Linked DNA regions of Mus musculus: region 2 is linked to region 1. Evidence: chromatin loops called from intact Hi-C (ENCODE). Cell type or tissue: left cerebral cortex. All regions are shown on one strand. Each heading gives the region's core, and the rest is flanking DNA. Links, peaks and the distances in the headings are about the cores only.

The links. Hi-C counts contacts between places; a loop is a spot of excess contacts. Peaks named below come from ENCODE experiments on the same cell type or tissue, not always from the same donor. Only the 100,000 strongest peaks of a DNase experiment are listed, where the experiment ranks them.
Region 2: it touches region 1 in a loop (3-fold over the local background); 2 of 42 quality-filtered maps call a loop at or near these places.

What each region holds. Positions count from the first base shown.
Region 1 is chr8:84,007,540-84,012,658 of GRCm38, reverse strand. It overlaps Misp3 (MISP family member 3), which reads left to right and starts at 939. Exons shown (of 3, transcript NM_001291292.1): 1 at 939-1,518; 2 at 1,887-1,948; 3 at 2,167-2,431. The coding sequence starts at 975. The coding sequence ends at 2,181. It overlaps Mir1199 (microRNA 1199), which reads left to right and starts at 1,026; the gene lies at 1,026-1,144. In left cerebral cortex, for the core only: a CTCF peak has its summit at 2,636 (motif pointing left); a DNase peak (open chromatin) is centred at 2,617; H3K4me3 peaks cover 411 bases.
Region 2 is chr8:84,283,375-84,288,493 of GRCm38, reverse strand. No RefSeq gene overlaps it. Among named protein-coding and RNA genes, the nearest start is that of Ccdc130, 16 kb to the right of the region's middle. In left cerebral cortex, for the core only: a CTCF peak has its summit at 2,630 (motif pointing right); DNase peaks (open chromatin) are centred at 2,624, 3,605 and 3,779; H3K27ac peaks cover 131 bases.

The DNA of each region.
Region 1 (5,119 bases), core at 1,278-3,777:
GTGTTGCCTCAGCGATCAGTGTGCAGAGAAGGCCCGGAGATCACGGGATAGGGGGCGGGGGGAAGGAGAGTGGTGTCGCTGGCCGCAGGCTGGCACTTGCTGACCTAGACTAGTGAGGTCAGCGAAAGACGACCGGGGAAACACTCTGTAAGGAGGCCGTGGTTCAGCGATCAGCGCGGCGCTCCGCTAGAGGTCAGGTCTCCGGAAAGTGATGAAAAAAAAAAAAAAAAAAAAAAAAGACCCCAGAATGCCAGCGTGGTACCAGAGGGAAAGGGCGACACATACCCCCTGGGTAGTGAGTTCAGGGAAGCCCTTTCCGAAGAAGCCACCCCTTCAGTCAACCCGTGTGTTCAGGTGGCGGGAATCCGGAGAGCAGTGGAGGCGCCCTGGCCCATAGGGCGGGTCCAGGGCCACTCGAATCCAGCTGGCAGGTGACGGGGGCGGTGCCCAGTCCTGCCCCCAGGGGATGTTCCTGGAGGCCAGAGGCGGGTCAAAGAAGAGTGCTGGCGACGCCTATGAACCTCGGGCGGCGGCTGTAACTACAGGTACTGCACAGGGCACCGTGTCCTACCTATTTGGGCATCTCAATTCGGCTCTGAGAACTAAAATTTTCAAAGGGCGCCTAACTCCAAACATCCATGTCCTCGGGTGTCCGAGAGTGGAGTCCTGGGGTCGCCTGAAGGCTACGTGTTCCGGGAGCCGCAGAGCCAGGGCACCGAGGGCTGCTGGGGGAGGCAGTGAGGTCCTGGAAACCTCTGGAGAGGAGCACTTGCAGACTCTGGAGCCAGAGAGCCAGGTCCCGCAGGTGCCAGTTGAGCACCGGACCGAGCGCCCGGGCGGTCCACAGCTGGGCCGCCTGGCACTAGTATAACGGAGGTACTGGGGCAGTTGTGCCCCTGTCTCGGCTCAGAGGCCTCCAGGTGTGTTTTCTACCGAAGCCCGCGGCATCCAAACCGGCGCCGGCGGAATTGCAGATGGAGACGCCCATCCAGCGCGAAATCCGCCGCAGCTGCGAGCGGGAGGAAAGCCTGCGCCGGAGCCGGGGTCTGAGTCCCGGTCGCGCGGGCGAGGAACTCATTGAGTTGCGCGTGCGGCCGGTGCTCAGTCGGCCCGGCTCCGGTACTCCGCTGCCGCGCGCCCTGGAGCGCGCTCGGGCGGGCGCGAAGATGCAACGGGACATCGAACGCGAGGCTCACAGGCAGGCGGCGCTGGCGAGCCCCGCGGTTCCGGAGCCTAGCGCCCGGCGGCGGCCGCAGCCGCTGGACGAACTCAAGCGCTTCTTTGAGGCTGCGGCGGAGGACGGCGCTGGCTTGCAGAGGCAGCCAGAGACCGGAGGCCGGCTGCACCCCGCCGTTCAGGACGGCTGTCCGGTACTGGGGCAGTTGCCACCGCTCGTTGCCCCGTCACTGCTGGAGCAGGAGGTGCGACGAGTGCGCGAGCGCGAGCGGGAGCTGCAGTTGCAGCGGCGCAGCATCTACGGCGACGCCGAGGTCCAGGAGCCAGCGCCGAGCCTCACCCGTAAGCGGTCCCCCTGGGCCCTAGAGCTCCAGCTGTCTCCACCTCCAGTGATCATTCATCTGTAGGCTTGCAGACCCTTAACTATTCTCCTGGGGGTTCACCTTCTTTTCTTCACTCCCACTCCTGGAGTGAGGATCCCCACATCCATCAGACCTTGGAACCTTGACTTCTGGCGTTCTCGGGTCCTCTGTAGTACTCGGGTGCCTCTCTACATTGAGTTTGCCTCATTCCTGTTCCTGGGTCCTCAGAACTGGGTGGAGGCCTTCATGGGGAAGAGGGGTGCACACCTGTATGTATATAAGGGGTGCGGCCATCCTCCAGCTGGCAAGAGGAGGGGCAGTCGCGGCTGAGTGTTCCTTCCCCCACAGCGAGCAGGGGAGATGGAAAATTGTCGGTGATCTGGCCTCCGCGGAGACGGGCCTCTGAGAAGGTGGGAGACTCCCTTTCCGATGCTTGTCGGTCTCCCAGCCCTCCCTGCAGCACCTGGGCACTGGGGTGGAGGGAGAAGGTGCCTCTTGGTCCCCTGGAGCGCCACTCTAACCCAAACTCAAAAGTCCTAGACGCGATCCAGAGAGTGAAGAGGAGGTGGAGGCCTAGAGGCCAAACTTCTCCCTGAGGGTGTTCTTTCTCTTCCCCTTTTCCTTCTAGGAGCGCAGACCCTGAGGTCTATGAAGGTTGGGACCTGCGGACAGAAGTAACATACCCTTTGGAGAACCAGGGTAGGGTTACTCTCCAGATCAGCAGAAGGCCTAGAGAGGGAAGGGCTAGCTTTCTTTAATGGCAACTTGAAATCCAGCCCATCTTTGATACTGACTATGGAATTAACCACCTTTCTCCATAAAATTCTCTAGTCTTCCTTGGAAACCCTGCAAAACCTATGAGTGAAACATAAAATAAACTCCTCCTCCCTTTACCTGGGCTTCAGTGCAAGCTATTTTCTACTGGGTCCTCCTTAGTCTGGGTGGGCGGAGGCTGGCAGGTGAAGAACGTTTGGAAAAGCCACCCAAGGATCCCGCCGGAATGTTGGAATTCAAAACGCGCTCTGGTCTCCTTGTTCTGGACTGACTGCGGACCCGGGCTTGGAGGCCAGGGCCCTACTGCCCCCTGGTGGTGAGAACGCAAAATGTTGCTCACCGGCCCACAGACTCCACTCTGGTATCCAGATGTCAGTTTTTATAGGCACCAAAACCATTCTGTGTTCAGGGAGCTGCTAGACCGAGGTGCTATGAAGTTGTATTTCCTGCTCTAGGGATATAAACAATAGTGTAAACATACTAGGGGTGGCTGGAGGGATGGTTTAGGGTAAGGAGTGCTTGCTATTCTTGCAAATGACCCGAGTTCAGTTCCGGGCATCTACATGGGAGGCTCACAACTGCTTATGTCCAGGAGAGCCATTGTCCACTTCTCTCCTCCAGGAAAATCTCAACATACATGGCACCCATTCGCACAAAATGCACACATATTCACATAAATTGAAATAAGGATAATTTTAAAAAAAGAAATACCAATGGTGGTGTTGAAGGATCAAGGACCTGGCAAGTGTTCTGGTGACCATCTTTGCTTGTTTCTTTTAAAACCGTGGCTTAAAAAAAAAAAAAAAAAGATAGAAAAAAGGCCGGGCGTGGTGGCGCACGCCTTTAATCCCAGCACTCGGGAGGCAGAGGCAGGTGGATTTCTGAGTTCGAGGCCAGCCTGGTCTACAAAGTGAGTTCCAGAACAGCCAGGGCTATAAAGAGAAACCCTGTCTCGAAAAACCAAAAAAAAAAAAAAAAAAAGATAAAACCGTGGCTTCGTATATCCCATATTGGCCTGAAATTCCCTTTGTGGTCGAGGGTGACCTAGAAAGTTTTAAAAGATTTATTTTTTGTATTCATGCTGTATGTATAAGTGTTTTGTTGGCTTGTATGTGTGTGTGTGCCTGTGTGTATGTGTGTGTGCCTGTGTGTATATGTGTGTGCCTATGTGTATGTGTGGGCCTGCAGAGGTGAGAAGAGAGTCAGATCCCTTGGAACTAGAGTTCCATGTGAGTGCTGAGAACTGAACCATGATCCTCCTAAAGTACTCTTAGCTGCCAAGCAACCTCTCTTTATTTTTAATTATAGGTGTGTGTTTGTTGGGGTATGTACATGAGAGTGCAGATATACAGATGCCCTCAGAGTCCAGAGAGACTGTTAGATCCCCCTAGAGCTGGAGCTACAGACAGCTGTGAACTACCAGAGATGGTGTTGGGAACTGGACCCAGGTCCTCTGCAATGGCTCTTAACCACTGAGCCATCTCTCCAGCCCCTGGAGCTGTTACTGAAACAGACAGTTCAGGACTGAAGAACTGACTCGGAAGTTAAGAGTGTCTGCCATGCTATGAAGATAGCACACGCTTTAATCCCAGCACTAAGGAGGCAGAGAAACAGGTGGATTTGAGTTCAAGGCCAGCCTGGTCTACTGAGCCGGTTCCAGTACAGCCAGGAAACTGAGAAACTCTTGGAAAACAGATGCTGCCCACCCAGATCCAGCTTTAGTTCCCAGCACATAACGCTGGGTGGCGCATACCTCCCATAGCGCCAGCTCCTAGAGGTCAGATAGCTGCTGGACGTCTCTGGCACCCTGGAATACACAGGCGAATACCTGAATACCCAGACTGTCCTGGAACCAGCCTGACCTTGAACTCACAGAGATCCTCTTGCCTCTATCTCCTGAGTGCTGGGATTTCTTTGTTTTGTTTTGAAGACAGGGTTTCTTTGTGTAGCCCTGACTGTTCTGGAATTTGCTCTACGTGTAGACCAGGCTGACTTCAAGGCCCACCTGCCTCTGCCTCCCGAGTACTGAGACTAAAGGCATGTACCACCATGGCCTAGCCACATACATAATTTTTTTTAAAGATTTATTTATTTATTATATGTAAGTACACTGTAGCTGTCCTCAGATACTCCAGAAGAGGGCATCAGATTTCATTACAGATGGTTGTGAGCCACCATGTGGTTGCTGGGATTTGAACTCAGGACCTTCGGAAGAGCAGTCAGTGCTCTTAACCACTGAGCCATCTCACCAGCCCCCACATAATTTTTAAAAATAAAAAATCCTTTAATTAAACAAACAAAAATGTGAGCACTTCCCTGGCAAGTGCAAGGCTCTGCGTTTGAGCCAAAACCAAACTACCAACCTTTACTATTTAGCAAGCTCTTTCCCCTTCTAACATCTTTTGAGACAGAGACTCACTGGGTTGCCATGGCTAGCTGTGTGGATCAGGATGGCTTTGAACCTGAAACTTCCTGCTTTTGCTTCCTGTGTGTTGGAACTGCAGGCCAGGTTTAGAAAAAAAAAAAAAAAAACTTTAAAAATGATTCAAGTGGGACTAGGCATGGCCACATATTTACCTGTCAACTCAGCACTTAGGAGGTGGAGACAGGCAGATTTCTTAAGTTCAAGGCCAGACTGTTCTACATAGTAAGATCTGTGGTGTGGTGTGTGTGTGTGGGGGGGGTGGGGGGTGGAGGGGGGTGGCAGTGGCCAGTCACGGACACACTGCAAGCAATGCTTCATTCCTGCTAAAAACACTAAACTGTCTGGAAAACTGTGTTTCTCACAGAATGCCAGGACACTTCTA
Region 2 (5,119 bases), core at 1,620-4,119, 280 kb before region 1:
GTGTATATATATACACATGGTGTTTTTATTTGGGTAGTGTCTTAGTCAGGGTTTCTATTCCTGCACAAACATCATGACCAAAAAGCAAGTTGGGGAGGAAAGGGTTTATTTGGCTTACACTTCCACACTGCTGTTCATCACCAAAGGAAGCCAGGACTGGAACTCAAGCAGGTCAGGAAGCAAGAGCTGATGCAGAGGCCATGGAGGGATGTTCTTTACTGGCTTGCCTCACCTGGCTTGCTCAGCCTGCTTTCTTATAGAACCAAGACTACCAGCCCAGAGATGGTCCCACCCACAAGGGGTCTTTCCCCCTTGATCACTAATTGAGAAAATGCCTTACAGTTGGATCTCATGGAGGCATTTCCTCAACTGAAGTTCCTTTCTCTGTGATAACTCCAGCTGTGTCAAGTTGACACAAAACTAGCCAGTACAATTGACCCCTTGTCAACTTGACACACAAAAACATCACTAGTAAGCCTCAACCCTTAGTTCTTATTCATCTCCAAGATCTTAAATAACTTTAAACGTCCCACAGTCTTTACATATTCTTAAAATTTCAATCTCTTTAAAATATCCATCTCTTTTAAAATCCAAAGTCTTTTTACAATTAAAAGTTTCTTAACTGTGGGCTCCACTAAAACAGTTTCTTCCTTCAAGAGGGAAAATATCAGGGCACAGTCACAATCAAAAGCAAAAGTCAATCTCCAACCGTCCAATGTCTGGGATCCAACTCACGATCTTCTGGGCTCCTCCAAGGGCTTGGGTCACTTCTCCAGCCAGGCCCTATGTAGCACACGCGTCATCCTCTAGGCTCCAGATGCCTGTACTCCACTGCTGCTGCTGCTCTTGGTGGTCATCTCATGGTACTGGCATCTCCAAAACACTGCATGACCCCTTCAGTCCTGGGCCTTCAATTGCAACTAAGGCTGCACCTTCACCAATGGCCTTCCATGGCCTCTCACAGTGCCGAGCCTCAGCTGCTTTGCGTGACCCCTTCATGCCTTCAAAACCAGTACCACCTGGGTGACCCTTACATATTACCAAGTCCCGCTGCAGCAGGAGTACAACCTTGGCCATCTCTGGAACACAGCCTCTTTGTTCTTTCAGAAAACACTTCCCAGAAGATGTCACCTCAATGATGCTGGTCTCTTCTTAATCACCACTAATTTCTTAGCTCCAGCTAACCAGCATCAATAGTCCCAGTAATGCAAAATTTTTGCTTTGGTAGTTCTGGTATCTTATTAATCACAGCTGATTCTTCAGCCCCAGCTAACCAGAACTACAGAATCTTCACAATCAAAGCAGCAATGGCCCTGAAAAGAGTCTTTAATTTTCCCTCTGAAATTTCACAAACCAGACCTCCATCTTCTGCACCGTTCTCAACATTATCTTCCAAGCTCCTACACAACATCTGACAGAGCTCTTAACAACAAATGGATCTTCAAGCCCAAAGTTCCAAAGTCCTTCCACAGTCCTCCCCAAAACATGGTCAGGTTGTCACAGGAATATCCCACTCTGCTGGTACCAATTTGTCTTAGTCAGGGTTTCTATTCCTGCACAAACATCATGACCAAGAAGCAAGTTGGGGAGGAAAGGGTTTATTCGGCTTACACTTCCACACTGCTGTTCATCACCAAGGAAGTCAGGACTGGAACTCAAGCAGGTCAGGAAGCAGGAGCCGATGCAGAGGTCATGGAGGGATGTTCTTTACTGGCTTGCTTCCCCTGGCTTGCTCAGCCTGCTCTCTTATAGAACCAAGACTACCAGCCCAGAGATGGTCCCACCCACAAGGGGTCTTTCCCCCTTGATCACTAATTGAGAAAATGCCTTACAGTTGGATCTCATGGAGGCATTTCCTCAACTGAAGCTCCTTTCTCTGTGATAACTCCAGCTGTGTCAAGTTGACACAAAACTAGCCAGTACAGGTAGTGTTTATGGGTGGTGTGTGTGGTATTGAGTGTATGTGCATATACATATGTGTGGAGTATGTTTATATGTGTGGATGTGTTTATCTATGCTATAGTGTATATGGTGTGTATAAAGAGATATGTGGCTTGTGTATATGTCAAGTATTGTATTTGTATGTGTACATATGTATTGTATGCATGTGTATGTACATATGTTCGTATGGTGTGAATTGTGTGTGGTATGTGTATTATGTACATGTATGTGTGTATATGAGCAGATATATATGGATCTGTGGTGCCAGAAGAGGGGATCTAATGCCCTCTCTGGCTTCTGTAAGCATCAGGCACATATATGGTGCACACGCACACGCACACGCACACACACACACACACACACACAGAGGCAAACAATCTGATATGCAAAATAAAATCCCTTTCATTTTAATGTTTATTTTATGCATATGAATGTCTTTGTTGGTTGGGTTTTCATGTTTGTTTGTTTTGTTTTTTTGTTTTTGAGACAGGGTTTCTCTGTATAGCCCTGGCTGTCCTGGAACTCACTTTGTAGACCAGGCTGGCCTCGAACTCAGAAATCTGCCTGCTTCTGCCTCCCGAGTGCTGGGATTAAAGGTGTGCGCCACCACTGCCTGACTCATATGAATGTTTTATTTGCGTGTATGTCTGTGCACTGTGTGCATGCCTGATACCCATAGAGGCCAGAAGAGGGCACCAGATCCCTGGGAACTGGTAAACAGCTGTGAGCCACCTAGAAACTGAACCTGGACCCCCTGCAAGAACATGAAGTCTTCCTAACAACTGAGCCACCTCTCCAGCCCTTAATTTTTTTTTAAGGAAAGTAATCTTGTTCCGTTGCTATCTTGGATAGTAAGATCATCAAGATGGAGACAGCCCTGTGACTTGGCTGCTATCATAATGGTATCATCTTGATGGTGAGGACCATATAACTTCATTGCCATCTTAGTTAATAAAGTCACATGGCATAAAACACCAATCAACATAAACACCCATAAAGTCACATGGCATAAAGAACCAAAAATATCAAGTTTAGGGGAAGCACCCATAAACCTTCAGGAGATCAGCAGGCCCTTAGGATTTCCTGCACCACAGACAAGCATATGACCCAATCTTTTTGTTTGCTTGTTTTGCTGCTTCCGGTGTGGAACCCAGAGCCTTGTACAAGGTGAAGCAGTGGTCAGCCACACTCCCAGCACACCCCCTCTCCTCTTAGGTCTGTTAGACAGTTACTTTATTTTGTTTACACAATGTTTTTGTAAGTGTCAGCTGTGTTGGTGAAATCAACCCAGTGTGGCTGCCGTCCTGGAATTCTGCAGCCTTCTAAAAAATTCTATAACTTTAAAAATCCAAGCTCTCTCTACAAATTCAATGTCTCCTTAAAGTTCAAAGTCTGTCAACTATATTAAGCTAAAAAAAAAAATCAGTTACATACATTCTTAGTCTAAGAACAGGGCACAGTTTTAGTTAGATCAAAGTAAATTCAAAACCCAGATGTATACATAAACTCTTTAATGTGTCCAGCATGTGGAACTCACACTCTTCTGGGCTCCCACAGGGCTTCAGCCCCGCCATTTCTCTGCCTCTTCCATCTTCAGTACAGCTTGTCTCATTAGGCTCCAGGCACTGCCGGCTCGTCATTACCCCTCAGTCCTTCAGCTTCCGTACTGCTAAAAACTCTTGGGTGGGTTGCCGTGAACGCAGAGACAAGGACTGATGACATGTCAGCCTGGAGTTTTCTCCAAGCAGGTCTGTGGGGGATGGGGGTTGTTCTCTGTGTGGGTGGGGCTGCGGGGGGAGGGGGAGGGCAGACTGGGTTTCTCAGCTTGTGCGTGGGAGGGCAGGGCTTCCAGCCTAAGAAACATATTGCAGGAACAGCCCTGAGAGTCTTTGGGAGACTCTGAAACTTCACAAGCCAGACTTCCACGGATTTATCTCATCATTCTTATCTTTGAAGCTTCCACACAATAGTCATTAAACTTGGAATACGGCTTTTTTTAGGCCCAAATTTCCAAATACTTCAACAGCCATCCCAAAATAATTCAGTCAGATCCGTTGCAACAATTGCCCACTCTCAGCTACCAATTTCTGTGTTAGGTTTCCACAGAAGCTAATCCCTGGGCCAAGGAAAAAAGGTGCGATTTCTGGGTCCCAGGAAGAAGAGGAGGGGGACGAGACAGAGAGAGGTCTTTTCAGCCAGACTTTGGGGAGAGGAGCATGAACCATGTAAGGCCTGGGAGCAACTAGAACTGGTGGTGGTCTTCGCCACCTGCGGAATTTTGATATAGGATAGCTGATGAGTTTAGAACAATAGATCCTGTGCCTAGCCATTGAGTTATCTGGCTAGTATTTAAATATTAAGGTTGTCTGGTGTTTTTCATCTGCAGCAACTCAGGTGGGCAGGAGAAAGGACACAGCCATGGGGAGGTCTTTGGCAACTGGCTGAGCTAGCTGTGGGGTGATTGGCTGGTGTAAAGTAATCGCAGCTCCCTGGGTTCTTGGGAAAAGCAAGCTCTCGAAAAAGAACAAGCACATTTTTAAAATTACACGCAGCAACTTAAAGCTATGGTGGAGTAAAGTATTTGTTTAATCTTACAGTTGACCCGCCATCATGAACAGAAGTTGGGACAGGAACTAAAGCAGAAGCCATGAAGGAATGCTGTTTACTGGCTTGCTCCTGGAGGCCTGCCTTGTCATACTGCCCAGGAGTGACACTACTCACGGGGCCTGAGGCATCCCACGTCAATCACTAACCATGAAAATGCCCGGGAGTAGACTCCTACAGTCTGGTGTAGGCATTTCCTCAGGCAAGTCTCCTATTCCCAGATGTCACTTAGCTGTGTGAAGCTGACAGAAGATAGCCAGCACAATGCCTTTTTGCTATGTGATTCGGTAGATGGAGCCTGGAGTCCTCTTGACCCACGGAGCCAATTCCTGTGTTTGCCATAAATTATTGAACCCCTTCAGCAACCACCCCCTGGCTTTTCACCTCCATACAGCTGTTGTTCCCATTCAGATAAATGCATTATTATGCCTGATTCTAACAAGTAAATTACAGTGGTGGTTTACACCCATGGCAGGGGGCTTGTTTGTGGGAAATTATGGTGTTTAAAAACAAGGCACCCTAGTGTGTGCATGAGAAAAAATTAATTAAGACCCAGGCTCTATGATGGGCTGGG